Linked DNA regions of Homo sapiens: region 2 is linked to region 1. A link is a loop called in an ENCODE intact Hi-C map of the cell type or tissue named here. Cell type or tissue: GM12878. All regions are shown on one strand. Each heading gives the region's core, and the rest is flanking DNA. Links, peaks and the distances in the headings are about the cores only.

The links. Hi-C counts contacts between places; a loop is a spot of excess contacts. Peaks named below come from ENCODE experiments on the same cell type or tissue, not always from the same donor. Only the 100,000 strongest peaks of a DNase experiment are listed, where the experiment ranks them.
Region 2: it touches region 1 in a loop (12-fold over the local background); 9 of 110 quality-filtered maps call a loop at or near these places.

Annotation. Positions count from the first base shown.
Region 1 is chr3:189,962,204-189,979,007 of GRCh38, forward strand. It overlaps P3H2 (prolyl 3-hydroxylase 2), which reads right to left. Exons shown (of 15, transcript NM_018192.4): 9 at 12,355-12,482; 10 at 11,706-11,801; 11 at 10,671-10,821; 12 at 9,687-9,804; 13 at 8,613-8,688; 14 at 1,755-1,895. It also overlaps the pseudogene MTAPP2. Among named protein-coding and RNA genes, the nearest start is that of MIR944, 140 kb to the left of the region's middle. In GM12878, for the core only: a CTCF peak has its summit at 5,262 (motif pointing right); DNase peaks (open chromatin) are centred at 4,840 and 5,278.
Region 2 is chr3:191,041,099-191,057,902 of GRCh38, forward strand. No RefSeq gene overlaps it. Among named protein-coding and RNA genes, the nearest start is that of OSTN, 150 kb to the right of the region's middle. In GM12878, for the core only: a CTCF peak has its summit at 10,030 (motif pointing left); no DNase peak of the experiment used is centred there.

The sequences.
Region 1 (16,804 bases), core at 4,059-6,558:
TGTCGCCCAGGTTACAGTGTGGTGGAGTGATCTCAGCTCACTGCAACTGCAGCCTCCACCTCCTGGGTTCAAGCGATTCCCCTGCCTCAGGCTCCCGAGCAGCTGGGATTACAGGTGCGTGCCACCACGCCAGGCTAATTTTTGTATTTTTAGTAGAGATGGGGTTTCACCATGTTGGCCAGGCTGGTCTCCAACTCCTGACCTCAGGTGATCCACCCACCTAGGCCTCCAAAAGTGCAGGGATTATAGGCGTGAGCCACCACGCCCAGCCAGGGCCATTTTTTCTATGCCTGGCTATCGTCTTTGCTTCTAGGTCTGAGCTTATAGAAGTCTTCCTTGATTCCCTGCTACAAAACATATACTGTTCTCTTCTTACAGCGTATTTACTAGCTGTTCTGTCCAAGCTCCTCATAGTCCAGGACCTTGTTCTGTTCACCCTTCTACCCCTAGGGCCTATCTAGCAGAGTTTCCAAGGCAGATAATAATAGCTCTTCTGTACAATAAAAGGTCACAATAGGTCTTTTGTAAAATATGTGAAAGAATGGCTTAGGGAATGTGGGGAAACACTTTGTAAGTTAGATTTGATGGTGAAAAGTATATGAGAAAAACGCATTATTTTTAAATAGTTTCTGATGAAATTGGATTCAACTTAGGAACCTAACAAGGAAAACTGGATAGAATGCCAGTTTTAAGAATAGAATTTCATAGCTTCATCAATACTTAGGGCTGGAGAAGATTTGGAGGTCATCCAGTTAAGCCTCTGCTACGATGTTTTAGATTCCATTTCAGCGTTCCATGCTAAGCAGTTGCCTGGGCTTTGATTGGAGCCATCCAATCAGTGCTTCCAAAGCAGACAATTCTGCCAAACTGTGGTGACTATTTGAAAGTTATTCCTTGTGTGGAGCCCAAATTTTCCCTCCAGGGCTTCTACCCATTGGTCTTAATTCATACCGCTGCAGCTCCACAGGTGGAGACTATGACATCTGCCCACGGGCTTCCAAAACGATGAGATCATGGTCTCCTCCTAGCTAAGTGTCCTCAGCTAGTTTGCATATAATAATATTGAAATACTTAATGTAATAACAGTAATAAGTAATAATAATCTTTTAGGTTTCCTTGCCCTCTTTCAAATACGTTTCATAAATGATTCAATACTATTTCTTATGATTTGCGAGAAAACAAATCCGTCTTCTGGGTGACCAATAAAAAGTGATTCCTCCCTGATGCCACAGAGTTGTTTTGGTTTTTGTTTTTGTTTTGAGACAGAGTCTTGCCCTGTTGCCCAGGCTGAAGTGCAGTGGTGCGATCTCGGCTTACTGCAATTTACGCCTCCCAGGTTCAAGCGATTCTCCTGCCTCAGCTTCCCGAGTAACTGGAACTACAGGCGCATGCCACCACATCCAGCTAATTTTGTATTTTTAGTAGAGATGGGGTTTCAGCATGTTGATCAGGCTGGTCTCGAACTCCCGACCTCAAGTGATCTGCCCACCTCGGCCTCCCAAAGTTCTGGGGTTATAGGAGTGAGCCACCACGCCCAGCCTTACAATTTGTTAATAAGCTCAAGACAGATTAGTGACTATCAAATATCATTGACACAGCTATTTCTACAAACATCTTCACTTACTAGAACATATCTGATTAAGAACTGCCTTTACCCTCTTCTTTTCCTCAGACGAAGCAATTTAAAGGACTTCTCAGATAAAGCAGTTCATGAAGCAAGCCTAATTGGCTTTCTGGGCGGGTGAGAAACTCACCAATTCTCTATAAAGTGGGTCCAAGGTGAACCACAGAGCCACAGCACACCTCTTTCCCTTGGTGACTGCCTTCACCCCATGAGGGTTCTCTCCTCCAGATGAGAAGCTGATCATGCGCCCACATTTTGGTTTTATAGAGGCCTGAGAAAGAAAGCAAAAATTAGACTTTCAATTGTTGTATCATAAACATTTCCACAACTCCTGCTTCTCTGGCTATGAGATTATTTGAGTTAAGGCCTGAGGCGAAGAATAAAGGAATCCTGGGATTGAAGATGATGTAAATTATCTCAATTTTCTCACCCGTAAAACAAAGGTAAGGTCAAAATAATATATACCTCAGAAAATAAAAAGATGTTCAAGTAAAACGTGTAGCAAAGTCCACATACATAGTAATCATTCAATACATGCTATATATATGATAGCCTGCAAATTCAAAGAAGGCAAAGTTTTCCTCTCATAATTCATTTCTGTAGCTTTTGCACTAGCAAAGCATCCGGATACAAGGTAGGTGTCCATTCCATACTTGTGTAATTAACAAACAAACAAACAGGACATCTGCAGTGCTGGAAAAGTTGTTATTGATCTAGGTAGTGGTTACATGAGCGTATACGCTTTCTAATTTTTAAATTGTACATTCATGGTTTATGTGCTTTTCACAATACAAACATTTTTAAAAGTCATAATTCTGTATGATATTTCATTTCCTTTACACTATTGTTTCCCAGTGGTCGTTTAGGCATTGTTTGAACATCTCTAGTGGTGAGAACACGACACCCCTTGGAGTGGCCTATTCGCCATCACCCTTAAGTGTTTTAAGACTGACACAGTCCTTCGCAGCTTATGCACTGCTCAGGTGGAGCTGTCCACAGCGTTTAGGTAGAAGAGTGTAGTGAGAGAAAAAGAAATACTGCTGGGCTCACTGAGCCAGGGTAGAAGATCAAACAAGCTGCCTCTTCAAATTGAATGAGCTTAAGCAACTGAATATTAGAGGCCTTGCTTCTGTGTTTAAAGAAGTGTCTCATGTGAGTAGAATCCATTTTGTCTTTCTTGGGAAATACAGAAACTTTATTCATTCCTCTGTATAGTTCAGAAAAGTAAAGTAAAACCAAAAAAAAGTGGCACTAGCCATTTTACTAGGTGAGAACATGGACTGGTTCTCACTAGCCATTTTCTGAATTGACTTGAGTTGACATATGCCCGTAAATCTTTGGTTTCCTTCTGCATAAAATGAGCTGGCTGGTTTTTCACTGCTAGCTTCAGGAAGAATATTTGAAAAATTTCCTAAAGTCCTTGGTTGCTACATAACATAGGTACTCCCGGACTACGTGACTACATATGGAAGGTAAGAGGTAGGTGGAGGAGTCGGAAAGCCAGAGAGACAGGTGGGTGCATATGTGTTTATGTGGGCATGTGTGTGTGTTTATGTCTGTGTGAGTCTGCATGTGTGTGTATATGTGACTTGTGTGTGAGTGTTAAAGGGAAGAGCAGAAAAAAAGCAGTCAGTTTCTTTTTACTCTTCTACTCACAATAACTGAAGAGTGATTTGTCTTTGCTGGAATTGCTTTTCCTAAACAGCTTTACCAAGGCAACTGTTCTGATGTAAATCTAGAGAGTTCACGAGTTAGTCGTGTCCTCAGTATCAATGTGATTCTGTTTTTCTGGAGAAGGAATTTGTACATTTCCACATAGAAGCAGCAAAATAAGTGAAAGGTAAAACCTGTGAAGTAGGATAGAAAAGACTTCTGAGGCCGGGCGTGGTGGCTCACGCCTATAATCCCAGCACTTTAGGAGGCCAAGGCAGGTGGATCACCTGAGGTCAGGAGTTTGAGACCAGCCTGGCCAACATGGTGAAACCCCGTCTCTACTAAAAATACAAAAATTAGCCAGATGTGTTGGTGGGTGCCTGTGATCCCAGCTACTCAGGAGGCTGAGGCAGGAGAATCGCTTGAACCTGGGAGACGGAAGTTGCAGTGAGCTGAGATCGTGCTACTGCACTCCAGTCTGGGTGACAGAAAAAAAAAAAAAGAAAGAAAGAAAAGAAAGAAGAGAGGGAGAGAAAGAAAGAAAAAGAGAGAGAGAAAGAAAGAAAAGAAAGAAAGAAAGAAAGAGAAAGAAGGAAAGAAAGGAAGAAAGAAAGAAAGAAAGAAAAAAGAAAGAAAGAAAGAAAAAGAAAGAAAGAAAGAAAGAAAGAAAGAAAGAAAGAAAGAAAGAAAGAAAGAAAGAAAGAAAGAAAGAAAAGCCTTCTGAGTAAATGGCCTTGGGATGTTGGAATTTCAGGTTTTCTGGGCTGCCCACTCCCTGGTGCTGGTCAGGACTCACTCAAACACGCATTTGCCAATGTTTCTATGTGATTACCAAGTCTTGGTAACATCTTATAAGACTAAAGAAAGGATGTGGGGACAAATTAGTATTTTCTTTCTTCTGGAATTGAAAGTAATTTTAAACATGAATAACTTTGGGAAAGTTTAGGAAAAGAAGCTGTGAACTGTATGAGGCGGTTGGAACTGATTATAGCCGTGGATTCACAAGGATCTCTAAGACCCATCTCATCACACAGCGAACATCATCTGTTACATGTCAGGTATTTGGAGGAATAAACAAGCTTTAGTGAACCTGCTTCCATGTGTGACATTGTTTCTACAGCAAAAATATGTTATGAAGTTTGGATAAATGATTATAAACATACTTTTGTAACACAGCCCCGTTTATACTGAATTTAATTTTTCATGAAACAAATGGAACTCATTAAATTTTATCTTCTTTGAACCTGCACAGAGAAACCAACATCCTTGAATTCCCAAGTCTCACAAACAAATGCCGCTATTGAAAAGAATCCACATATCTTCCAAGTATACTAAGCATAATTTAAAATAATCCTTTTGCTTTCCGTCTAACTGATGATTGATTTAGAAAAGCGTTTGTGCTGTAATTGTCTTTAATAAAAGTAAAATTTCAGCCACCTTTCAGATAATTACACAACTTCCAGATTTTTCCAAAGTAAAGGACTCAGAAGACGTTACTTCCTTATGTGGCCTCAAGTTATGCCATTTCTCTGCTCCATTTGTCCCTCCACAGTCAAAGGGAAACTAAAACAGAAAAATACCCATTTCTGTTGCTGTTGTTGTTGTTGCTGGTACTAGAATAAACTTCCTGTGGGGAAAGATAAGAACTGCCTTACGTAAGAATTTTAGTTATCTACGTTATTCCCTAAAATGCCACTGTATGCATTAATATGAAGTATTTGAGGAAATAAATGTTCTCAAACAGGAGCTTTTGGATTAAAAATTTGTTTAAATCAGTTTTAGTTTTTTTAGGGGAGGTTAGATTCTGGGTTTTTAAAAATAGTTATAGATTTTAATTAAAATTGTAGCACTCTGAAAGGAGAATATTATCTGCTTTCACATCTTTAAAAAGTAGAATTCCAGTTAACTTGACATTCAAAAATTAATGAAACAGGCATCCCTTGCTTTAAGCATCAAGCATTTCCAAATACGGCCACTAGATGGAGGAGAAGCAAAGAAATCTTTTCAACCACCTGTCTGACTTTCTTTGAAACTGCGAAATGCCAGTATTTTTGTACCTCAGTTTCAGTGTTAGCAGAGATCAGAAATAAAATGCTTCCTACACTCAAGCTTTCCCAGAAGTGCAAAAAACCTTCTGGACTTTAAACTCCAATACAGATCGTCAATCTTGATTTAATTTATCAGATTACGGAGTATTAAAGTACTCCCATATTAACATTTAAGCTTTTTACCCAAAAAGTGAGGCATCATGACTTTTTAACATATATTATTGTATGAAGTCACATGAAATATTTTTTCTTAGTTATTACAATGTTTCTAGACAATTTTAACGAGAATCCTCATAGGAATCACCTTTTAACCCAGTAATACATACTTTTTGATATTACCTGCTTATATCACAGTACTGTGTGATGAATAACATATGTGTGTCATAAATGACAGATATGTTTCACTAATGAGAAAAGCATGTAAGCTATGAGGGACAAGCATAAAATTCAAGAAAAGTTTAGAAATAGCTTCTATAATGCCAAAACTTTGAAGTTTATCACATACATGTCCCAACTACTTAGATTTTGTATGGTGGTGAGAGATACCTGGTCATCTATAATCTGCTTACTTTCTCAATTGGAAATTTTTTTATTATTATTATACTTTTAAGTTCTAGTGTACATGTGCAGAATGTGCAGGTTTGTTACATAGGTGTACATGTGCCATGGTGGTTTGCTGCACCCCATCAAACCATTATCTACATTAAGTATTTCTCCTAATGTTATCCCCCTGACAGGCCCTGGTGTGTGATGTTACCCTCCGTGTCCATGTGTTCTCATTGTTCAGCTCCCACTTATGAGTGAGAACATGTGGTGTTTGGTTTTCTGTTCCTGTGTTTGTTTGTTGAGAATGATGGTTTCCAGCTTCATCCATGTCCCTGAAAAGGACATGAACTCATCCTTTTTTATGGCTGCATAGTCTTCCATGGTATATATCTGCTACATTTTCTTTATCCAGTCTATCATTGATGAGCATTTGGGTTGGTACCAAGTCTTTGCTATTGTGAACAGTGCCGCAATAAACATACATGTGCATATGTCTTTATAGTAGAATGATTTATAATCCTTTGGGTATATACCTAGTAATGGGATTGCTGGGTCAAATGGTATTTCTGGTTCTAGATCCTTGAGGAATTGCCACACTGTCTTCCACAATGGTTGAACTAATTTACACTCCCACCAACAGTATAAAAGCATTCCTATTTCTCCACATCCTCTCCAGCATCTGTTGTTTCCTGACTTTTTAATGATCGCCATTCTAACTGGCGTGAGATGGTATCTCATTGTGGTTTTGATTTGCATGTCTCTAATGACCAGTGATGATGAGCTTTTTTTCATATGTTTGTTGGCCTCATAAATGTCTTCTTTTGAGAAGTGTCTGTTCATATCCTTCTCCCACTTTTTGATGGGGTTGTTTGTTTGTTTTTCTTGTAAATTTGTTAAAGTTCTCTGTAGATTCTAGATATTAGCCCTTTGTCAAAAGGATAAATTGCAAAAATTTTAAAACAGAAAACTGGGCTATATTCTTCAGGCCATGGAGGGTTTTTGACCATTCCATGGATCCTATCTGAGGTATGGCAGTGAGCAGTAAACTTTTGGCTTTACTAGCATTTTCTTTCGGGGTCTGTAAGTCCCGGTCCACCAAAACTGCTTCCTCGTGCTCCTTCCAGCAGTCATAATCTGTCACCATGGCAATACTCGCATAACAAATTCCAGCCTCTTTAGTGAGAACCACCTCTGGAACTGTGGTCATGTTGATAACATCCACCCCCCAGGTGCAGAACATGAAGCTTTCTGCTCAAGAGATAAAACGAGGTCCCTCAGTTGTGACCATTGTCCCCTTTGAATGTCACCAGAGTCCTAGCTTCTTAGCAGTCTCTATAAGAACGTCTCTCGTTTGGGGGCTTGGCCCCCATTGGAATATGGCACACTCCTCTAGCACAACAATGACTTCCATCATAGAGGGACTGAGGTCTCATACTGGTCCTGTCAATGAACTGATCAATAATGACAATATCGCCAGGTTGAATCTCCTCCCTCAAGGAGCCACAAGCTGTGGTCCCTATGACATGTGTACAGCCCTCTTCCTTCAAAGCCCAGATGGTCGCCTGGTAGTTGACCTTGGAAGCCAGGATGGTGTGCTGCCTCCCATGCCTTGCAAGGAGGACACAATCAACATTTTTTATCTTCCCCAAAATTAAGACATCAAATGGCTTGCCAAATGGAGTATCCACATATTTTTCAGTTCTTCCTTCTAAAATTTCTGGATCATCCAGGCCTGTTCCACCAATTATTCCAATCTTCATGGCAGTGGTGGTGGTGCTTGAGGCCATGTCCGCACAGGAAAGGAAGCTGCAGTGGGCGAGCACTCGGGACTAAGGGAATGAAGTGGGCCAAAGAGCGGCAGCAGTCGAAAATATATTTTTCTACCATTGTGTATGCTCTTTGGCTTGAAGACCAAAGGATGCTAACTATATGGTCTTTAAGTAGGCTTCTTTCCAAAGGCACGGGTTTACTTAGGAAGATGGTCGTTGAATTGAACTTTTGATTTACTCTTTGTTTACATATTTGTGTGTGTGTGTGTGTGTGTGTATCAATTTTCAGGTATGAGTTTATTACATACAGTCACAATCATATATCTCTCTATGCATATATATATGCAAATATATATATATATATATATATATATATATATGAGGCCATGTCTGCATGGGAAAGGAAGCTGCAGTGGGCATATTTATATGTGTGTATATATATTATATATATATTTTTTATATATATAATATATATACACACATACCTATAGGTATATATACACATACACATACATACACACATATATGATAATTTTGGTAACTATATATTTGAAGGCCAATGCTCAGTCCAAGTACGTAGAACACCAGGTTACTTGAAAGACACCTTGTAGAATCATTTGACTTATTCTAGACTTGGGTGACTTAGGAACTGACGTTCTTACGTTTCCATCAGATTACTTGACAAAGAATTAGAAGACCTAGGTTTTGGTTCCAAGTCTAACACTAACTAGCTATATGATCATGATAAAATGATTAATATCTCAATTCTTTAATTTACTCATCTTTACAACGTACTAGATTTTTATGGATACTTCTAACAGTTTATGATCTATACATTTACTGAAACTCTCTTAACCTCTTGAAATCTTGAGCTCAGAAGTATTTGAAATCTAACCATCTGTAAGTACTTAGAAAAATGGCAATACTGAGCTAAAACATACTAAATAAGTATTCAAGAATAGGTTTACTTACAGTCACAGTCTTAGCATCCATCTCTGTGAATATGAATTCTCCTCCTTCAAAGTCATCATTCATATATAGGAGAGCACTATAAGAATGAAGAGAAAACTATTTGTATTATTATATGCTTATGAGAGCATGGTCATAGAATACTGAAGACTGGTGATGTACTGTCCAGCCTCCATTAGTAAGTTTCCTTTGAACTAGACATTGATATAATTGGTCCTCCAAACTCTTAAAGAGAAGATCAGATAGAGTTTGAGTTATACCTCTGAAGAGTTTACTTATTCCACCTTTACTAAAATTGTAATCATATGTCAAAGCTTGTCTCACATTTCACTTCCTCCACAGAAAACCTAACTAGTTTTAATTTAATCTAGCCCTTTGAACGTGCCCACCCTAATTACAACTCTCTTTTTCCCTTATATAACTCTAAAGGATTTTTGTTTGTTTGTTTGCTTTGTTCTTGTTGTTGTTTTTCTCTTTAACTTGCTGAAGAGTTCCTTGTGGCCTAGCCACGCCTTGCAGATAGCGGGTGCTTAATAAATGTTTTGGAATCGAGTACAGTGTAGTAAGGATGAACACATGGTGACTATAACTCCTGATTCCTTACACACTGAAATCTCTCTCAATAGGTAAGGACATTCTTTTCTCCTGAGTTTCTAGTGTCTTATTTATAAAATGCAGACATAGTTCTTCTTGGGTATGAATAAAGATAATTGATGTGATAAAGTCCTTATGTAGGCCAAGACTCCATGCCCTTGTATTCTGACTGAAATACATATACCACAAGGAATATGTTCCAGGGAGAACAGGAATTTTTTTAAAAGAACATAAAATTTACTTTTCATATTAAAACAAAATGGACATTTTGTGAAATGGGATGCAAACTGTGCACAATTTTTAAGATAAAAGTGAGATGATAATGCCACTTATTGGTTATGGCAGCTACTTCAGAAGATTATTTGAGAATTTCTGCCTTGGAGATATGAACACGACGTCAAGCAAAACAGAGCACCTTTCCAGTTTTCACTGCTTGAAAACTGTTAGGTAAAAGCTTTGTTTTGAAGCAGGTTCTAGCTATACCTATAGTCTCGAAATGTGTAAGCAGGAGGCTCCTTCCAGCATTCGTTGGCCTCTGGATCCAACAAACAGTTGTCAGCATGGATGGGATGACTGAGGTCATTTCTTCTATCCTGCTGACCTGCCAGAAAAGGGAATAGGGAAGAACGAGAAATGAAGTGCAGCAACTTCCACCAAAGTAACTGACAATCTCTCTTCTCCCAGTCCTGATGATCTTTGCAAATGGGCAGAGGCAGACAACAGGAAAGAACAGATAAAAGAACAGTGGACAAGTAGTTGAGATTCTGGTCTGGTTCTGATATGAACTGGATGTGAAACCTTGAGCATGTCACACCTGTCTCTTCAGCTATAAAAGTTATTTCTGATATAAACATACATGAACAAATTCCATGCGTTTCATGGGTTGTACTTCACATAGGGCAGCAAAACAATGGGAAGGAAATGAAAATTTTTTAAAAAAACAAGATTTAATTCAGCTAAAACTTCCCAAGTGTAAAAGTCTACTCCTATGACATCATTATTCCCCCCGCCCCATTCAGAGGGGCATAAGACATAGAGGAGAAATAATGCTGAGCAGGGACCGAGAAGGTCCCGGTCTTTTTAAGAGTATTTCTTTCAATCATCCCTTCATCTTCTATGCTTCCACTTAATGCTGGTAGACATCATGGTGACTATGATTTCCATGTTCCTGATTCCTCAAAATGGGAAACCTACAGCAGAAAAGCATTTTTTTTTCCCAAGACTTCAGCAATTGGGGAAAATTGATTTGGAAGGGAAAATGTTCAGAACGAGGGTTTTCTGGAACTTCAGAAGAACAAAAGGAAGAAAAAGAAAGAAGCAGAATAAGAGTTCATAAGCTACTTTTGTTTTGGAAATCTAGAATTCGTCTAAAATATTAATCTACCATGCTGTTGAGCTTTGTTTTGCCTTGTTTCATTTCCCAATGTATTGTGGGTAAAAGGGAACCATTTCAGACTGCAATCTCACCAGACAGGGCTGTTCGGCAGACCATGTGTGTATAGGAAAAATACAGAGTTGAGTTCAGCATAAAATAAGATTCTACAATCCTTCGAGCCTTTTCGCTGATGTCATAAAACAGACGAGCGCTCTTCAGTGGGACTCGACCTTCATAACCAGACTGAAAAAAAAAAACAAAACATGAGAAACAAATGGGTTCATTGGAGGTCGTAAGAAAAACAGGCACTAGCTTGCATTGAGCCAATATAGGATTGTCATGTCTGTATTGACTAATGGGGAAGGCTACTACATATTTGTGGATTTCGGTTAGGACATTGTGCCATTGGAATAAACTCTTCCCAATAACAGATGGAAAGCTAAAAGCTACTTGGTTCCTCTTCTCTTCTATTATAATATGTTCTACCATCCTCTCTAACAACCCTTCCTGCAGTAGAGAATAATTACTTGTTTGAATATGTTTTCACTATTAGATCATGATTTTACAAAGAGGGATTGTATGTATTTTTTGTCAGGAAATGTAAAGTTTGATAAGTTGATGGCTGAACGGAGGAATGATTAACTACAATGAAGGTTTCATTTCACTCTTGCTTCTTTCAGCTGTCCTGATAGGTATATATTCAAAACTTTTTTCTTTCTTTCTTTCTTTCTTTTTTTTTTTTTTTTTTTTTTTTTTTAAGACGGAGTCTCGCTCTCGCCCAGGCCAGGCTGGAGTGCAGTGGCGCGATCTCGGCTCACCGCAACCTCTGCCTCCCAGGTTCACGCCATTCTCCTGCCTCAGCCTCCCGAGTAGCTGGGACTACAGGCACCCACTACCATGCCTGGCTAATTTTTTTGTATTTTTAGTAGAGACGGGGTTTCACCATGTTAGCCAGGGTGGTCTCGATCTCCTGACCTCGTGATCTGCCTGCCTCAGCCTCCCAAAGTGCTGGGATTACAGGCGTGAGCCACTGTGCCTGGCCACTTTTTTCTTTCTTATATCTGCCATTTACAGAAGCCTTAGGCTGACACTAAGGAACTCAAACCCAAAAGAAGTTAAGACTTTACTTTGAGTGCTTTCAGGACAGTTGCACCTTCAAACTTTTCATTGGGTGTATGGGGTGAAGTTTTTCCTCTGTATCCATCACCAACAAGCATGATTCCCTGGAAGCAAATACAAGAAGATACGTCATCAATGATAACTATGAATTCATCAGGTCTTTTTCTGCTTTGGCTGCCAGAAAGCTGAGAACTCTAGTCAATGCTAAGAACCATCCCCATTTTATTCCAGGATGCTGGTATAACTATTCTTTTAATTAAAAGAGATATCTTTATTTAATCTTCATTCTACATTTTTATTATCAAATACTGTCACTTTTTATGGAAATAAAAAGAATGTAAATTATTGATATATTGCCTAATAATTAATTAAAATAAAAGGATTTCTCCAGCAACTTTATATGATAGGCAGGGACCTTGCTAGATGGCTGTTGGGCTAGGAAATATGCCAGTAGCTATTCCAGATCCCACCCGGGAAAACTAAAATAATCCCAACCCAAAGGCTATAAAAGTTCCTCAAAAATAATTTATGTCTTTCTCCTCAAGAAAGCAATATTTCAGGGCTTGTTGTCTGGCTCCAGATGAGACCAGGACCAAAGCAGTTCCAGCTTCTTGGCAGGCCAGCGCAGTGAGCTCCCCTCCTTCTCCGGATCCTCACACTGGCCACGCTGTGGAGCTCCCGGCACTGTTCTTCCGACAGGACGTTATCCAGGAGAACCCGCTGAGTCCCGTTCAGCTGCTCCGAGTTGTAGACGAATGTGATGTTCTCATAGAGTAGAGGACCACCTACAGGAACAGAGCACATTGTCTTCCCTGTTACCTCTGTCCCCCGAAAGGAAGCACAGAATACCAAACAGCTTTCAATGTGCAATTCGAGTGAGTCCATTTCTTCATGAATATTTAGAAATGCAAAGACAAATTGCAAATTAGGAAGCTTGATAAACACAATATAGATTCAGGAGAAAGATGTCTATCGGGTTTCCTCATAATGTCATAATAATGTTACATGCGTACATTATTTTGGGAGAGATAGAACTACTTTTGCATTTGTTTCTAATGCTGATCCCAAAAAGTCGACTGGGCATCTCATAGGACTCTCTTCTGAGAAAGTCCACCCTTGTTCACAGCCCCTCATTCATACCTCTGTCGCAACACCACAGATTGCATGTTTGGGTCCCCAGGTATGACATGCACACCTCAGTTTCACTGGTGTCTAGAGTAACACCTTCACTAGGTGATTCAGGTAGTCACACCCAAGTCACTTGACTCTGCCTCAGTCTTCTTCCTACCACACAACTGACCCTAGGTTGTCTTGCTTTTGGAGTGTTTTTCTCTGTTCTCCAGGCAAAATCATCACGTTTCTATTTCCACACAGGAGGGTTTCCCTTAGGCACCTACTCTCTTCCCAGAGAGAGACCACAAGTTTATAAAATTAACTCCAGATAGGCTCTTCAGAGGGTGATGCTTTGGGGTCACATTTTAGGTTGTGAAATTACAAAATCCAGACCTGACAAAGACTTTTTTTCATAGAGTAGGACTGAAGGACAAAGCCTCTGATAGAGAGGAAATCTTCTGGTGTAGCATAGTGCAAACATTTTGAACCAGAAAATGGAACAGAAAAGAAAACACTGCTTCTAACCATTTATAACACTCCCAAGGGGCCTGGTGCGTGCTTGTCCATAGCAACAGCCGAAGATAAGACAGCAGGGATAGGGAAGGCACAACTCCCTGCCACCCCAGGTCTAGCAAAGGTCACCAACACGTTGGCCTAAAACACTCCAACAGAGGAAGAAGAGACAATTGAAATTGATGTCTACTTTATAAAATAGATTAGTCAGCCTAGGGAAGAGCACTGTCTAAATGTTTATTAGTCTAGCTAGGATAAAAGACTCACTACAGCTCATGATTAATGGAATATTAAAAGCATGAGGCAGTGTTTCTCAATCTAGAGTAATGTTCGGTTATCTGTTAAAGCAGAAGTTCCCTAAGGAGCTCCAGTGCTGACAAATTATTTTCACTCTAATTTTACTTCTATATATGCAATCATAAAACTATGTTCACATTATTTATTTTAGTAGTTTCATACAGTACCCAAACCAATTTACAAGACTAAATAAAAGCAAGACCATAAAATGAACTAAATTCCAATCAACAAATGGAATGGTTAACGTTATTTTTCTGAAAATAAAAAGCTACCTTCCACATGAATATTCTACTCACTGATCTGGTCTGGGTTCTTTTGAGCCAGGATTCCTTATAGTACTGTTGGTGTGTAATTACTATTCTACCACAACTTTTCTCTAGTTAAACTACTACACAATCTTAATGTACCACGATTAATTTTGGCCTTTGTATCAGTCCATTTTCTTGCTGCTAATAAACACATACCTGAGACTGGGAAATTATAAAGAAAAAGAGATTTAACGGACTCACAGTTCCACGTCTGGGGAGGCCTCACAATCATGGTGGAAGGCAAAGAAGGAGAAAGTCATGTCTTACATGGTGGCAGGCAAGAGAGCTTGTGCAGGGAAACTCCCGTTTATAAAACCATCAGATCTTGTGAGACTTATTCACTACCAGGAGAACAAACCACCCCCATGATTCAACTATCTCCACCTGGCCCTGCCCTTGACATATGGGGATTATTACAATTCAAGGTGAGATGTGGGTGGGGACACAGCTAAACCATATCAGCTTTCATCTAAGCCTAATACATTATTTATAAGTGCATCGTATTTCATTTATTTCTAGTCTTTAATCATTGAAGTATTATTAGTTGGCGTTAATATGACCATAACTGTGCCCATTGAACTGTGGAATCCCATGACACCACCTGGCTAGAAGTTGATCCCTTAGATAACCCCTAATTGCTTCTCTTAATTTTTGAAAATTGTGATTAAAATTTATAAATATGGAATTTTTGGATCCCAAGAATATATCCATAAGCCTCGTTTCAGTATCACATCTTTTAGTTGAATAGAAAAATATGCTTTTCTACAATTCACTATTTCTCAAATTGTGTTGCATTGAAAGTTCTGGGAAAGTACTGGGTTAAATAAAAGATAAGAGGACGTCTCAGAACTTTTAATATGTGAACAGGCCTTATTAATGTCCTAAGTAGTAACATAATATGCAGCAGTTTTTAGCCTTAATTGAATACAATTCTCTCCCTCCCCGACTCCCCCAACTTCCTTCCTGCAGCAGAGACTTTACGATGGGCTGCAATGATCATTGCCTCCCAACATTCATACAGCTGTGCAATTTGCTTCCCACAAGTGCGAGTGGAACCTGGAACTTACTTCTAAACAGTAGAATATGGCAAAGGTGATAAGGTGTCATTTCTGTGACTATGTTACATGAAATTGCAACTTCTCTCTTGCCTTCTCAGTCTCTTGCCTTCTCCGCTGCCATGCTGTAATGAAGCAAGCGGCTGTACTGGAGAGGATCACATGGCAAGGAATAGAGGGCGTCCTCCAGCCAACAACCAACTAGGAACTAAAAGGCCATAGTCCAACAACTTTTTGGGAACTGAATTCTCAGCCCTGGTCAACAACTTGACTGAAACCGGTGAGAGATCCTGAAGCCAAAGACACAGTTATGTTCTCTGCAGACTCTTACCCCACAGAAACTATGAGATAATAAATGGATATTTTCATAAGCTGCTATATTTTCATTATGTTTTCACAGCAATAAAAAAAGTAGTCTTTAAAAAATTTATTTGACAGGGTCTCACTGTCACTCAGGCTGGAGTGCAGTGGCACCACCATCATGGCTCACTGCAGCCTTGACCTCCTATCCTCAAGCAATCCTCCCACCTCAGACTCCCAAGTAGCTGGGACTATAGGCACGCACCACCATGCCTAGTTTATTTTTTTTTTTGTCAGGGTCTTGTTATTTTTTTATTTTCAGGGTCTTGCCCAGGCTGGTCTTCAACTCCTGGACTCAAGCCATCCTCCCTCCTCAGCCTCCCAAAGTGCTTGGATTCGAGGCATGAGCCACCACGCCCAGCCAAGTAGTCTTTTAAAAATCCCCCCTAAACGTCTTAGCATAGAACGCAATTTGGAAAAGGCTGTTCTAATCTATGTAGCTGATTAAAGTTTGTAGTCAAATTGAGACAGGCATTCCCTCGAATATTTGGAAAAGTGAACTGTATATTCCATTCCAATTTAGAAGTATAAAAAGAAATGTTCCTTCAAGAAGAAAGATAAGATACTTGTAGATTCACTGAAAAGCATCTGCTAATAAAAACTCAAATAGAAATGAAAGACAGATGAGAGATTTAGTGAATTAAGTTGGTTTATACTTTGCCAAGTTTTTCTCTTTTTCTACATTGAAGATGTATTATTTTAAACATAATTAGCTTATTTTCAAAATATGATTTTGAAAGTTAGCAAAAATGAAATATTTAGGAAAATGTCTACCAGTCTTAAGCTCCATTATAAGTATGTATTATCATTACTATCGTTATTGTTGAATTAATAAGCTACACCTGGAATACTGTGTTAAGTTCTGATTGAGACACCTTAATAAGCATAGAGCCTTAAGAGAAGGCTACTGGGATATTGACAATTCTCCTAGCATTCCACAAGTAACATGCAAAGATCAAGTGAAGGAAGAATGTAACATGGAGTCTTCAATATCTGAATCTTGGGTTCCGGGAGAATCTGCATTAGAAATATGCCTTTCATGTAGCTAACATAATCATTAATATTACTAAGTGTAGAATTTTACACAGATATTTTCCACACGTACATTTAACAAAAACGACCCATCACCCATCAACTAACCAAAGGAAAAAAAAAAAGACAAATGAAACCCTATCATTCAACAGGCAAGTCAACCAGCCTCCATATGACTACCAGTCTTAAGCTGGTAGCTTAATGACTAGTAGCACACCAGACAGAGGAAAACATTAAAATAAAAATAAAAATGTAGTCCAATAAATTGTGGTTTCTGGGGCCTGATTTGATGGCTTCAGCCAATTCTTAACCACAGCCCAAGAAGATTTAGTCAAACAAGTTAATTCTTCCCTCGTTTATAAAGTATGTGCCTGGCTCTGACTCTCTGGTTGCAACAAGAAGGGATCATCTAAGAAAGTACTCCCTTGT
Region 2 (16,804 bases), core at 9,022-11,521, 1.1 Mb after region 1:
TGATAGTTGTTAAATTGGTGTCCCTGTTGGGGGAACAATCTGTGGAGCCTTTCATTCCTCCATCATGCTCCATCTCTCTCCCTAAATGTGTGTGTTCTCACTACTCCACCGACCAACCACTCCCCTGTCTCTCTCTCCCTCTCTTTAGTAGTCCTCCCTATTCTCTGAAACACAATTATATTGAAATTAGGCCAATTACAGTAATAAACCTACAGTGGCCTCTCAGTGTTCATGTGAAACAAAGAGTAACACACCTTTTACTTTAAATCAAAAGCTAGAAATGATTTAGCTCAGTGAGGAATGCATGTCAAAAGCTAAGATAGGCTGAAACCGAGGCTTTTTGCAACAAACAGCCAACCTGTGACAGCAAAAGAAAAGTTCTTGAAGGAAAACTGTTACTCCAGGAAACATAATGATAAGAAGTAAAAAGTAAAAAATGTAATTGCTGATACGGAGTAAGTTTTAGTGTCTGGATGGAAGATCAAACAACAACATTCCATTAAGCCAAAACCTAATTCAGAGTAAAGCTCTTCAATTCCAAGGCTGAGAGAGTTGAGAACGCTACAAAAGAAAGGTTTCAATCTGGCAAAGGTTGGTTCATGATGTATAAGAAACAAAACATTCCCATAACATAAGAGTGCAAGGTAAAGCAACAACTACTGGTGTAGAAGCTACAGCAAGTTATTCAGAAAATCTGGCTAAGATAGCTAATGAAGGTGGCTACACTAAAAATAGAATTTCAATGTGGATGAAACAGCCTTCTACTGGAAGAAGATGCTATCTTGAACTTTCATAACTAGAGTGGAAAAATCAATACCCAGCTTCAAAGCTTCAAAGGACAGGCTGGCTATCTTGTTAGAGGCTAATGCAGCTGGTGACTTTAAGTTGAAGCCAATGCTCATTTACCATTCTGAAAATCCTAGGGCCCTTAAGAATTATGCTCAGTCTACTCAGCCAGTGCTCTATGAATGGAATGACAAAGCCCAAATGACAGTACATCTGTTTACAGTAAACTTGGTTTACTGAACATTTTTTTTGTTGTTGTTGTTGTTTTCTTTTTTTTTCTATTTTTTTTTATTATACTTTAAGTTTTAGGGTACATGTGCACATTGTGCAGGTGAGTTACATATGTATACATGTGCCATGCTGGTGTGCTGCACCCACTAACTCGTCATCTAGCATTAGGTATATCTCCCAATGCTATCCCTCCCCCCTCCCCCACCCCACCACAGTCCCCAGAGTGTGATATTCCCCTTCCTGTGTCCATGTGATCTCATTGTTCAGTTCCCACCTATGAGTGAGAATATGCGGTGTTTGGTTTTTTGTTCTCGCGATAGTTTACTGAGAATGATGATTTCCAATTTCATCCATGTCCCTACAAAGGACACGAACTCATCATTTTTATGGCTGCATAGTATTCCATGGTGTATATGTGCCACATTTTCTTAATCCAGTCTATCATTGTTGGACATTTGGGTTGGTTCCAAGTCTTTGCTATTGTGAATAATGCCGCAATAAACATACGTGTGCATGTGTCTTTATAGCAGCATGATTTATAGTCATTTGGGTATATACCCAGTAATGGGATGGCTGGGTCAAATGGTATTTCTAGTTCTAGATCCCTGAGGAATCGCCACACTGACTTCCACAATGGTTGAACTAGTTTACAGTCCCACCAACAGTGTAAAAGTGTTCCTATTTCTCCACATCCTCTCCAGCACCTGTTGTTTCCTGACTTTAATGATCGCCATTCTAACTGGTGTGAGATGGTATCTCATTGTGGTTTTGATTTGCATTTCTCTGATGGCCAGTGATGATGAGCATTTTTTCATGTGTTTTTTGGCTGCATAAATGTCTTCTTTTGAGAAGTGTCTGTTCATGTCCTTCGCCCACTTTTTGATGGGGTTGTTTGTTTTTTTCTTGTAAATTTGTTTGAGTTCATTGTAGATTCTGGATATTAGCCCTTTGTGAGATGAGTAGGTTGCGAAAATTTTCTCCCATTTTGTAGGCTGCCTGTTCACTCTGATGGTAGTTTCTTTTGCTGTGCAGAAGCTCTTTATTTTAATTAGATCCCATTTGTCAATTTTGGCTTTTGTTGCCATTGCTTTTGGTGTTTTGGACATGAAGTCCTTGCCCATGCCTATGTCCTGAATGGTAATGCCTAGGTTTTCTTCTAGGGTTTTTATGGTTTTAGGTCTAACGTTTAAATCTTTAATCCATCTTGAATTGATTTTTGTATAAGGTGTAAGGAAGGGATCCAGTTTCAGCTTTCTACATATGGCTAGCCAGTTTTCCCAGCACCATTTATTAAATAGGGAATCCTTTCCCCATTGCTTGTTTTTCTCAGGTTTGTCAAAGATCAGATAGTTGTAGATATGCGGCGTTATTTCTGAGGGCTCTGTTCTGTTCCATTGATCTATATCTCTGTTTTGGTACCAGTACCATGCTGTTTTGGTTACTGTAGCCTTGTAGTATAGTTTGAAGTCAGGTAGTGTGATGCCTCCAGCTTTGTTCTTTTGGCTTAGGATTGACTTGGCGATGCGGGCTCTTTTTTGGTTCCATATGAACTTTAAAGTAGTTTTTTCCAATTCTGTGAAGAAAGGCATTGGTAGCTTGATGGGGATGGCATTGAAACTGTAAATTACCTTGGGCAGTATGGCCATTTTCACGATATTGATTCTTCCTACCCATGAGCATGGAATGTTCTTCCATTTCTTTGTATCCTCTTTTATTTCCTTGAGCAGTGGTTTGTAGTTCTCCTTGAAGAGGTCCTTCACATCCCTTGTAAGTTGGATTCCTAGGTATTTTATTCTCTTTGAAGCAATTGTGAATGGGAGTTCACTCATGATTTGGCTCTCTGTTTGTCTGTTGTTGGTGTATAAGAATGCTTGTGATTTTTGTACATTGATTTTGTATCCTGAGACTTTGCTGAAGTTGCTTATCAGCTTAAGGAGATTTTGGGCTGAGACAATGGGGTTTTCTAGATATACAATCATGTCATCTGCAAACAGGGACAATTTGACTTCCTCTTTTCCTAATTGAATACCCTTTATTTCCTTCTCCTGCCTAATTGCCCTGGCCAGAACTTCCAACACTATGTTGAATAGGAGCGGTGAGAGAGGGCATCCCTGTCTTGTGCCAGTTTTCAAAGGGAATGCTTCCAGTTTTTGCCCATTCAGTATGATATTGGCTGTGCGTTTGTCATAGATAGCTCTTATTATTTTGAAATACGTCCCATCAATACCTAATTTATTGAGAGTTTTTAGCATGAAGGGTTGTTGAATTTTGTCAAAGGCTTTTTCTGCATCTATTGAGATAATCATGTGGTTTTTGTCTTTGGCTCTGTTTATATGCTGGATTACATTTATTGATTTGCATATATTGAACCAGCCTTGCATCCCAGGGATGAAGCCCACTTGATCATGGTGGATAAGCTTTTTGATGTGCTGCTGGATTCGTTTTGCCAGTTCAGTTCGGTTTACTGAACATTTTAAGCCTGCTGTTGAGACCCACTTATCAGAAAAAAAAAAGTTCCTTTCAAAATATTATTTCTCATTGACAATACACCTGGTCACCCAAGAGCTCCAATAGAGATGTACAAAGAGATAAATGTTATTTTCATGCCTGCTAACACAACGTCCATTCTGGAGCCTTTAGATAAAGGAGTAATTTTGACTTTCAAGTCTTATTATCTAAGAAATGTATTTCATGAGGCTATAGCTGCCATAGATAGTTATTTATCTGATGGATATGGGAAAAATAAACTAAAACTCTTCTAGAAAGGATTCATTATTCTAGATTCTCTTAAGAATATTCATGATTCATCAGAGGAGGTCAAAATACAAACATTAACAAGTGTTTGGAAGAAGTTGATTCCAATGTTCATGGATGACTTTGTGAGGTTTGAAAGTTTAGTGAAAAAGTAACTGCACATATGATGGAAATAACAAGACAATTAGAAAGAGGAGTGGAGCTTGAATATGTGACTGAATTGCTGAAATCTCATGAGAAAACTTGAATGAATGAGGAGTTGCTTCTATTGGATGAGCAAAGAAAGTAATTTCTTCAGATGGAATCTACTCCTGGTGAATATTGTTGGAAGAAAGTGATTTCTTGAGATGGAATCTACTCCTACTATGAATATTGTTGAAATGACAACAAGTGATTTAGAATATGACATAAGTTTAGCATCTAAGCAGCAGCAGAATTTGAAAGGACTGACTCCAGTTTTGAAAGAAGTTCCACCCTGGGTAAAATGCTGTAAGACAGTATTGCATTCTATAAAGAAATATTTCCTGAGAGGAAGCATTCATTGATGCAGCAAACTTCATCGTTGTCTTATTTTAAAAAATTGCCACAGCCACCCCGATCTTCAGCACCCACCCTTCTTATCAATCAGCACCTATCAACGTGCAGGCAAGGCTCTCCATTAGAAAAAGATTACAACTAGCTTACGGCTCAGATGATTATTAGCATTTTCAGCAATAAAGTATTTTTAAATTACGGTATGTAGACATAATGCTGTTGCACACTTAATAGACTGCAGTACAGTTAAACATAACTTTTCTATGCAAGAAACAAAAAAAGTTGTGTGACTCCCATTTTATTGTTATTCACTTTATTGCAGTGGTCTGAAATTGAATTCACAATATGTCTGTGGTATGCTTGTATAATATATAGCCTAGCCAGCCAAGACCTAGATAGCAGCTATCTATCCATATTTAATCTATCCATATTTAATCTTTTAAAGAATTGGATGACTGCTTTCTAAAGAGGCTCAAACTTTTTATATTCCCCCAAGCAGTGTAAGATGATTCCAATTTCTCCACATCCGCACCTTGTTTCTATGTGTCTTTTTCATGGTGGGCATCATAGTTGGTGTGATGTGGGTTTGCCATTGTGGTTTTGATTTGCATTTTCCTGATCATTAGTGATGTTGAGCATCTTTTAATTTACATAGTAACCATTTGTATATCTCCTTTGGAGAAATGTCTATTCATCCTTTACCCAATTTTAGTTATTTCAATTTTATTATTAAATTATAAGAGTTTTTTAACGATATATTTTAGGTATAAGTTCATTATAAACATTTATGATGTGGAAATGTTTTCTCCCATTTGGCATGTTGTCTTTTCACTATTTGATGATCTTTTGGGGCACAAAATTTCTTATATATTGAAGATGCCCAATGTATTTTTGTGTTGTTCTTTGTGCTCTCGTTATCATGTATAATAAACCATTGCATAATTCAAGGTCAAACATATTTATGCCTGCATTTTCTTCTAAGGGTTTTATAGTATTAGCTTTGAAATTTAGATCTTTGGTTCATTTTGGGTTAATTTTATGGTATAAGCCAGGGGTCTAAATTAATTCTTTTGCACGCAGCTATTTAATTGTTACAGCTTCATTTGTTGAAAAGAGTACTCTTTCCTCATTGAATTGTCTTACTATTCTTGTCAAAAGTCAGTTGACAATAGCAAAGACATGAAATCAACCCAAATACCCATCAGTGATAGACTGGATAAAGAAAATGTGGCACATAAACATTATGGAATACTATGCAGCCATAAAAAGGAATGAGATCATGTCCTTTGCAGGGACATGGATGGAGCTGGAAGCCATTATCCTCAGCAAACTAACACAGGAACGGAAAATCAAACACCACATTTCTCACTCATAAGTGTGAGCTGAACAATGAATGAGAATACACGGACACAGGGAGGGGAACAACACACACTGGGGCCTGTCGGGAGGCAGGGTGAGGGAGAGCATCAGGATACACAGCCAATGCATGCAGGGCTTAATACCTAGGGAGTGGGTTGAAAGGTAAAGCAAACCACCATGGCACACATTTACCTAAGTAACAAACCTGCCCATCCTGCACATATATCCCAGACCTTAAAATAAAATTAATTTTTTTTAAAAAAAGTCAGTTGACTATAAACATAAGAATTTGTTTCTGAATAATCAATTCTACTCCATTGATCTATATGTCTATCCTTATTCCAGTAACACAATATCATGTCACATCACTAAAATCAGACATATAGATCAATGGAGTACAATTGGGAATCCAGAAACAAACCCTAACATTATGGTCAATTGACTTTTAAAGAGCGTGCTATGATAATACAATGGGAGAGGCTTCTGGGTCTATGCTTTTCTTATGGGCTGTTTAATATTACTAATTTAATAGCTTTATTTATTATATACCTGTTCAGAATTTTGTTCTTTTTGAGCCGGTTTTAACAATTTGTGTCTTTTTAGAAATTTGTCCATCTCATGTAATTTGTTGGCATCCACTTTTTTATACCATTTCATTTTGTGTTATCGTTATGCATGATGCATCTACATTTGTAACAAGCTCAATAACACATCACTATAATTGCTAATTTATATAGTTTTATGTCTATTAGAGAAGCTGATGAGAAGAAGTAAATATATATTTATAGTGTCTGCTATATTCGCCTTTATTATTCCTTTGAATTTCATTTGCCGTCTGGTGTCATTTTCTTGTTCCAATACTACTTTGCCCCCAAATACCTCCTTTGTGTTGTTTTTGCCAAATGTATTATATTTTTGTATATGTTATAGGTTCAACATTGCATTATATGCTCCTCATTTTATACAATTGTTTTTTGAAATCATTTAAGAAATAAAGGAGAAGAAATACGCTATTTAAATATTTATGATATTTTTGCCAATACATGATAATCTATACTATTACTCTATTTTTTGATGTGACTTGGAATTAATGTGTGGAGTCATCTGCTTTCAGCCTGAAGAACTTCTTTTAGTTTTTCTAGTTGGTTCTTTAATCAAAGAATTCTGTCAATTTTTGTTTTTCTGGGAATGTCTTTATTCACCTCTATTTTTGAAACATGGTTTTCCTAGATATAAGATTCTTGGTAGATGTTTTTGTTTCAGTACTTTTCGAATGTTACCTCACTGCTTTCTAGCTTCCACTGTTTCTAATGAAAAGCCAGCTAATTCTTCTGTTAGGGTTTCCTTGTATGTAGTGAGTCATTTTTCTCTTGCTGCTTTAAAAATTCCCTCTTAGTCTGTGGTGTTTAGAACTTCTATTATGATGTGTGTGTAAGTGCATTTATCCTTCTTGGTATTTGCTGACTTTCTTTACTGTGTAGATTAATGTTTCTCATCAGATTTGGAAATTTTCAGCTAATATTTTCTAATATTATTCAGCTAATAATTTTCTAATATTATTTTCTGTTGCCTCCTTCCTCTGCTCTCCTTCCGATACACTCATTGTGCTTATGTGAGTGTGATTATGGTGCTCTACATTTCTCTGAATCTCTTTGTTTTTATCATTTATTCTCACTGTTCTTCAGATAACATAATCCATATCAATCCACTTAATACTTCACTGATTTTTTCTTCTTCCAGTTTAAATCTACTCTAGTAAATATTTCACTTTTGTTATTAAACTTTTCAATTTTGAAATTTCCAATAGATTGTTTTATAATTCCTGTCTCTTTATTAGATTCACTATTTGATGAGATATTATCATCTTAGCTTTCCTTACTTTTAAGGAAAAGTTTATTGTCCTGTTTATTTCTATGTCTCATAATTCTTTGTTGAAAGTATGATATTTTAAGTACTATACTGTGCTAATTCTGGATGCTGATTCTCCTCACTCTCTTCTGGAGTTGCTTTGCTATTGTTTGTTAATTGGTGAATTGGCTGGATTATTTTAGGAAAGTCTATTTCTCCATCAGTGTATACCTTCTAATATTGCCCCTCCCGGGGGGGTACAGCCTTAGGCATATGCACAGTCACCCAGAGATGACAGTAGGTTTTTTTTTTTTTTTTTTGAGACGAAGTCTCACTCGAGATGACAGTAGTTTTAGCAGGATTCCCTTTGACTTTCTCTAATCTTTTTGTTAAACTGTCTTCTTTGATATTACACTCATCTGTTAGGCTTCTCTAATTGCTGGCTGATTGCTCTATTGTTTTCAACAGAGCACCAGGCCTAAAAAGGATGCAATTAATCCTGGTCCAATTAAATCTAGATAGAGGTAGTTTTTGAGACTAATCTTTGGTATTTGTCCTGACCCCACAAAGGCTCTTCTTAGCTTTCTCTTTCCACAGTTCTCTTTGGTAAGCTAGCTGGCCTGTACTTTGGCTTTTTACCTGCTGTTCATTAAAAAAAAAAAAAAAAAAAAAAAAAGTTGGACCAGGAGTGGTGGCTGACACCTGTAATCCCAACACTTTGGGAGGCCAAGGCAGGTGGGTCACCTGAGGTCGATTTTGAGACCAGCCTGGCTAGCATGGTGAAATTCTGTCTTTACTAAAAATACAAAAATTAGCAGGGTGTTGTGACGGGAGACTGTAATCCCAGCTACTTGGGAGGCTGAGGCAGGAGAATCGCTTGAACCCGGGAGGCAGAGGTTGCAGTGAGCTGAGATCATGCCGTTGCACTTCAGTCTGGGCAACAGAGACTCTGTCTCAAAAAAATAAAATAAAAAGAAAAAAAAAGTTGCAGGTCTCAGCTCCAGATGACCCATTCATATTCTTTTGTAAAACATTTAAAGAGGAAGATAAATTTATTTAAATCATGCCAACTTTCACAGGCACATGAACACATATTCACAAAAACTTCCCCATCAGCCTCAAATTCTCCTTAAAATGAAATTTGTTGAGTTGGCAAACCCCTGAAAATGTCAATGGGGTTTCACTGACAAGATGGATATTCTCACATAATACTTGTGAAGCATTGAGAAAATGGCATTTATACATGGTTGGGTAAAAAAAACTGGATTTTGAACCATTATTACTAGATTGATGTAGCAGGATTTTGGCATGTTTATCTTAGTGTTTGGAATGAAAAGAAGTTTGCATTAAAATTGTGAGAGTTTGGGAAATGAAAAAATTAAAAGAGTTTTTTTTTAAAGTATGACAAGGGGCTTAGAACAGGCTTTTGAGAAAATCTTCAAAGAAAATCTTCAAAATTGAGTCTATGACAGCTACGCTCTATTCTCTGTCCTAGGGCTGTCTTTATGTTTCTTTTCCTTAGTGTGACAAGGATATTTTATAGGAGAAAAATCGTCCCACTATCTATCCCAGTTCAAGATCTATCTGTCTAGGGAAGTTTCAGAAAGATAGTCTGTCAGGTTACTTAACTGTGAGGAAAAGAAAATAGCTTAAATTCAGTTACATAAAGATGTGCATAGAAAGTGGTGTTTTAATAGTTGGTCACATATCATCCTGTCACCTAGGGCACGATGCAGAGGATGAGGCTGGTGGCCACAGCTGGAGCCTTGAGTATTTATGAGTTCGTATATGCATGTGTGTATATAAGAGGAAGGGTATGTGTGTATTGAAAATAGGAATAGAATGAGTGCAGAGAATCTAGAGGCATTAGACGACAACCGGAATGCCAACTCTGAAATGGTGTGGAGTAGAGAGGGTGAATTTCACTAGTTCCCTTTCCCCCGTTATTGAATGGGAAAGCTAAACTAAATGAATCATCCACTGTTAGTAGACTTCATTAACCATCCTCCCCCTAGCTTTATAACCAAATCTCACTTACAAAACGCTATGTCCTACCTCTCTTAATCCCCAGTTCTTTATTTACCTTCATCTGGAGAAGCACAAGTTGTTATTTTTTCTCCGTCAGAGACATTTGCAGCACACATATCAGCACTTTTAGACATCAGGTAGCATCTCTATCTTGGTTCAGCTGTCCTGTGTGCTTTTGTTATTCCCAAAGGTGCTGAGTGACCAAAAGCATGCTTTAGTGTGGTGCCTAACAGCCACCAAGCAAATGTCCTTTGGATTAGGACAATCCCCACACAACACCAGTATAGGAAAAAGCTGCATATGTGCTGCATTTCCACCTTTTATCCACAGTTCGAGTCCTGTATCCAATTTACTTTCCGTATAGGTTTCTAAGTAAGAGATAAGCCAGATAAATTATCTAAATATTTTATTTCATCCTCTGGATTTAAATCACTTTCTCAGAAGAAAGATGCAGTGGCTTTTATGGCCTTCTCTTCAGCTCTACTTTTCGAGTAACTGTTAAATGGCTCCACCATGTGGTTGAAAAATATATTTTATTTACAGAAACCTAACACTACAACAATAAAATTAATCAAATTAGTGTCATTTTATTTATTCATCCAGCAAATGTTAACCTAGCCTATTACGTGTCAGGCTATGTTCTCTGCACTGAGAACACTGTCAACGAAACTAATACAATCCCCGGCTCCTTGGATCTCATGATCACTGTTTATCTTTCCCATGGCTGAGTAGCAGACTATACCTAACATTAAAATAATCATAAAAACACATCTTTTAAGTTGTTTTTATTAGATACAATAAAGCAAGATAAAATAGGCTTTAGTTATGGCTCTGTAAGTAACTGTAAAAATACTTACTTTTCCTCTCTGGGACTCTGTTTATTATAGGTTGTCCTAGATAAATGGCCCCTAACCCTGATAATATGATAAAACAATGATGTATTATTTCTCACAGAAAAAAAAAAGCACATTCCAAAGTTTGTCTGCAAGGTTGGGGTGGGGGTGTTATAACCTCCTGAAATATTACTTACGCTCTGTATGTGTTCACATACAGGTAAAGTATATTATATATACCTATTGGAATAGATACTCTCTATATCCCTTCTACCTATAACAATCTTTGCTTCCCATGATCAGGAATAATTGATAAAAGAATCAATTCCAGAAGAGAACTAGAGCTTATATTCAAGGCTCCTGTCTTCCAAACCTTCCCAACACATCAACTGAGTACTGTAGTTGCTGCACTATAGCCGTTTCACCTTACTGCTTCCTGCTACCTTTACTCAGGAAAAAAGTGCCACGTGAATGGGTGATCATAAAATGTATTGTGCAAACCAGGACAGTTTTGAGAGTGAAGTGGAAACCTGCACAAGTACCTATTTATCTTACAATTTTATTATAAAAAGTAAATTAGTTAAGGTGCTAAATGAGCACAGAATAGTGGTTGGCATATAATAAGCACACTACACATGTCAGTCTTTTATCATGGACAACTAGCTATAGATCTCTCTACTTGTTTTCCTACTATTCCCTCTCTCAAACTCACCCTCCACTCTGCTTCCGAAGGTATTTTTGTAAAGTGCAAATATTCAGGTCCTTTCCCTCCTGAGAAGCCTGTCAATGGATTTTCCACTGCAAATGGAACACACGAATTCTCTTCTATTTGTTTCTCACTATATTCTCCCAACACTCCGCCTTTGATTCAGCCATAGCTCCTGCAAGCCCAGTCTCCTCCCTTCTACCTGCATGTATTTGAATCCAACCTTTGCTATTCTTCCTCCTAAATTTTACCCATCAAAATTCTCCTCATATTTTAAGTCCCTTTGTTCAGGCTCTTCTAGGTAATGTCAGACAGAAATTCGTCTTTCTCTATTTTAATAATTATATTAATTTTAGCTATCATTTATTAAACGTTTTTGTCAGGCACTATTCTAAGCTCTTTACATACCATTACCTTTTTTTTGTTGGAAAGAGAGATCTAGACACATTTAACCATTGTTCAGTGCACAGAGTAGTAAGACTTATGACGGAAGTTAGAACTCTGTTCAATGCAAGGTAGAACACTATGGAAATTGAGCCTGTAGGCGCTGAAATAAGACTGCCAGGTTTCTAATTCTGACTCTATAATTTACTAGTTGTATGACTTTGGGCATGTCTTTTTTTGTTGTTCAATTGAAACTGAGTAAACTCAGTTTCTTTATATGTACAGTTCATAGTGACAGTTGACTCAGGCCTGTAATCCCAGCACTTTGGGAGGCCGAGGTGGGCAAATCACCTGAGGTCAGGAGTTTGAGACCAGCCTGACTAACATGGTGAAACCCCGTCTCTACTAAAAACACAAAAATTAGCCAGGCGTAGTGGCGGGCGCCTTTAATCCCAGCTACTCGGGAGGCTGAGGCAGGAGAATTCGGTTGAATTCAGGTGGCGGAGGTTGCAGTGAGCTGAGATTGCACCACTGCACACCAGCCTGGGCGACAACGCGAGACTCCATCTCTAAATAAATAAATAAATAAATAGGATTGCTCTGGCACTTAAATTGTGAAAATCTGAAACAAAAGATTGGAATTATTTTTTGTTATGTTTCCCACAATGTATTCTCACTGTCAATATACATTGCCTACTCAAGAGAGGCACTTTTCAACTGTCATACAAATATTTCAAATATCACCATGGGGTTACATTGAATACTCACGAAAGGATTCATGGATGTTTCCTGGGTAAGAACATGAAAATAGCTAAAAACAAAATTCTGTCTTCAAAACGAAAACTTCTAAATTTAGATGCAGTCAGATATGGGACGCAGAGTTATGCTGACTTGATTGCCCCGAGTTGTGATTTCTTTAGATGACTCTTTGTCTTGCTTACAGTGTGTCCAATGTAACAACTGCATCCATTAAAAAAAAAAAAGATATAAAACAAGACTCTGAATTGATTTTCAAAGGTTACTAAGTCCTTCACAAACTCATTAAGAAGATGCTGAACAAACAGAAATGCAGTTGCTTAACAAATGTTTACGAAACTGCCTCATGGAAACAGCGTACTATGAAATGTCTTGCTATTTAGGCTGCAATAGGGCTTAAATATGGGAGGGCAGTTGGAGGAGGAGGGTGTGGGTGAAATCATCTCTACTATGGAGGGTAAGTCTTATGGTATAAAAATAAAGACAGAGTTCCGTGATTTTTTTTTCTCCTGATTTTTCCAAATGTTGGACCTTTCCTGACTCCATGCATATATACAGGTGGCAACATCAGGAATAATTCCCAGTATGTTGTGAAGGATGAAAGCAGCACCTTCCAAGTGGTTTACATCCAGCTTTCTATAAACTCTCTTTTCTACAATGCCAGGGTAAACTTTTGCATAAAACCCTTGATCATGTTACACAACTCCTCAAAAATGCCGTTGCCTTTCAGTTAGGATAAAACTCTTCAGCCTGGCTCTCAAGGCTTTTCTCAGAATGACTACAGCATTTCTCCTACATTCCTTCTCAGTAGCTTCCCTAATCACATCTCCATATTCTTCTCCTCCAACTTTAAGCCTTTGATTTTGCTCTTTTTAAAATCTGAAGTATACTTGTTGCTGTTTCCCAGCTTTTCCTGTGCTGGGTGGGTCAACTTCAGTAATAAAAAACGAATATCTAAATATCAATTTGAGGACCAAATATGGTGGTTCATGCCTGTAATCCCAACACTTTGGGAGGCCAAGGTGAGAGGATCGCTTGAGGCCAGGAGTTTGAGACTAGCCTGGGCAATAGTGAGGCTCTGTCTCTACAATAAATAAATCAATAAATATCAAGTTGAACTTTGTGAAATCACAATATTAGAAACAACAATTCAAATATTGGCAATTTATTAAGTTTCAGCATATTATTTTATAGCTCACAAAGCATTTCCAGAAACATTATTTCATCTTATTTTCATGATGACCGAGAAAAATGGGTAAAATTCAGTAATATTCATGTGCATATTCAGTATCATTCAGATGAGAAGGAAAATTTGAAATCTTCTCTCCTGAAACCATATATTCCCATTTCAAAACTATGTGCTTTCCATAAAGAAACACTGTTACCTCTTCTGGGAAAACTTTTTCAATTTTTATAATTTGTATAATTTATTCTTTATATTTCTCCTTTATAGGTAATATCTATATCATATCCTTAAAATATATAAATGAAGAAACCCAGCTAAATATTAATAAATAATGCTGATTCCCACCACCTTAAATAATTAAATGCACCTTTATTTTCAAATTTTAATTTTGCCTAAATATTTCAGATACTACATAGTGCAATATATTTTGCATAGATAAATATTTCACCTACTCCTAAGGAAATTCAACTAGATAATATAATTAGGTAGCACATTTAGATCATGGAAGTAAATTAAAAAGATACCCGCAGAAGGCATCACCATCTATACTCTCTATAATATAGAGAGATTTTCTCAAGTCACACACTTCACCTTTGCTTTACAAACAGCAGTCTACAACACCAATGGCAAGTTACATTGAAAAATACTCACTGTGACTATATTTTCCACTTCTCAGAATCCTAGAAGACTTTTACTGAAAGTGAAGATCTAAAACAGGCTCACAGATTTTTATTTTTTCTGGGATTGATTTTTATAATTTTAAATTAGTTTATTGGGGTATAATTTTTACTTACAATAAAATTCAACAATTTTAAATGTTCAACTCAATAAGTTTTCATAAATGTTTGCACTCTTGTAACCATCAACAAAATAATTGTATAGCATCTATCCCTTCAAAAGATTCTTTGTAATTTTTTCAACCAATCATCTGGCTTCTGGCAGCCACTGATACATGCTTTCAGTCACTAGAGTTTTTAGTGTTCTGGAATTTCATATAAATGGAATCATATAATATGTAATATTTTGTATCTGGGGTCTTTCACTTAGCATAATGCTTTTAAAATTCGCTTTTTTTTTTTTTGAGACAGAGTCTCGCTCTGTCGCCCAGGCTGGAGTGCAGCGTCGTGATCTCGGCTCACTGCAAGCTCCGCCTGCCGGTTCACGCCATTCTCCTGCCTCAGCCTCCCGAGTAGCTGGGACTACAGGCGCCCGCTAATTTTTTGCATTTTGTATTCTGTTCTTGTTCAAACTCTTTCTGCCTATTCTACAAAAAAATCTGAGATTTTGATAGGAATTCTGTTGAATATATAGATCAACCAGGAAGAACTGATATCATAACTGTGTCAAGTGTTCTGATCCATGAACTTTTTATATATCTACATTTATTTTGTCTTTAAATTCTCTCGGCAATGTTTTTTAGCTTTAAGTGTACAGACCTTTAACATAATTTCTCAAATTAATCATAAATATTCGTATTTCTTGGTGCTACTGTGCATTTTTCATTGCAGTTTCCAATTATTTCTTTCTAGCACAATGGATTTTTGTGTATCCGTCTATACCCTGCCACCAGCTAAATTCACTTATTAGTTCTGGTAGCTATTTTGTAGCCTTCTTAGGCTATGCCTCTTAGGCAACAAGGTTGTCTTTGGTAAAAGATGGTTCAAATTTAACTTTGCTCTCTGAATGTTTTTTAGTTCTTTTACTTTTCATACTGCACTGTATCTACCTCCACTGTAATGTTAAATACAAGTGATGAGCAGGCATCCTTCGCTTGTTCCTGATCTTATGGGAAAATCAATCTTTCTATTGCTGTTAAGTATGATGTTAAAAGTAGGTTTGTCATGGATATTCTTCATGAGATTGAAGAAACCTCCTCTCTTCTCAGTCTTGAACTGACATTAAACTTAGTCCAATATTGTTATGTGTCTCTTGAGATGATTGTGTTTTTGCTTTCTTTAGTCAGTATAAATGACAATCTACATTGATTTTTTTAAGTTAAAAATCCTTCTTAATTCCTAAAATGAGTTCAACTTGATCATAATCCTTTTCATAAATTGTCGAATTTGATTTGCTAAAATTTTCTTAAGGATTCCTTCATCTATATGCATCTGGAATAGTGGTCTCTAGGTTTCCTTTAATGTCTTTCTCTTTTCAGTATTAGATTTATCTTGGCCTGTTAAAAGTTCACTGAAGCTTTTTTTTTGTGCTATTCTCTGGAAGTTTGGGCTGACTGATATTGCTCCTTAAGTATTTGAAACAAACTGAAGTCATTTCGAACTGAAGTAAAAAGCCTCAGAAAGTTTTTAACTATGAATTTTATTTTGATTTTTTAACTGTAAGCTCAAAATGTTTCTAGATAAAAATTCAATTTTTAGTAGAGATAAGATATTCATGTTTTGTATTTTTGTTGAGTGAGTCTTGGTAGTTTGTGTCTTTCACAAAATTTGTTCATTTAATCTCAATCTTTGAATTCATTGTCACAAATTTGTTTATAAAATTCCTTTATTTTCTTTCTAATGTCCATAGTATTGCCAGTGATATTAAATCCTTTATTCCTGATATCTGTGTTTTCTTCTCTTCATTTCTTGTTGGCTAAAAGTGTATTGATTTTATTGCTATTTGTATCAGCTCTTGTTTTCATACATTATATTAGTATTTTTGTTTTCCAGTTAATTGATTTCTTCTTTGATGATTATTATATTCTTTATTTTGCTTACTTCATACATAATTTTAATCTTTCTAGTTTCTTGTGGTGGAAGCTTGTGCCATTTATTTTGGAACTTTTTCTTTACTAACACAAGTATTTTAATGCTGTAAGTCTTCCTCTACTTACTGCTTTGTTTTACAAATTTTTATGTTGTGTTTTTATTCTAATCCCATTTAGTATCATATTAAATGATATCTGTGATTTCTTCCTTGATTCATGAGTTATATATAAAGGTATTGTTTGACTTCCAAATATTTAAGAACATGTCAGATATCTTCCAAAGAGATTTCTACTTTCATTTCATTATGGCCAGAGAATATATTTTTGTATGACTTAAAGACTCTTAAGTTTATTGAAGTTTGTTTTATGGCCAAAAATAGGTCGTGGTGAATGTTCCATGTGCACATGAAAAGCTTGGTATTCTTTATTGTGGGACAGAGTGACCTATAAAGGAGATTTTGGTCAAGTTGGTAAAGTTGTTCAATGTCTCACAATATTAAAATTTTCTGTTTCTATGTCATGTTCATTAGTTACAGAAAAGTCTGTAAACTTCAACTATCATTTTGGATTTACTTCTCAGATTCTCTTGCCAGCAGAATTCATCAAGCAGAAGAAAGAATGAATGAGCTTGAAGACAGGCTATTCGAAAATACGCAGAGGAGACAAAATAAAAAGGAAAAAGAAAGAATAAA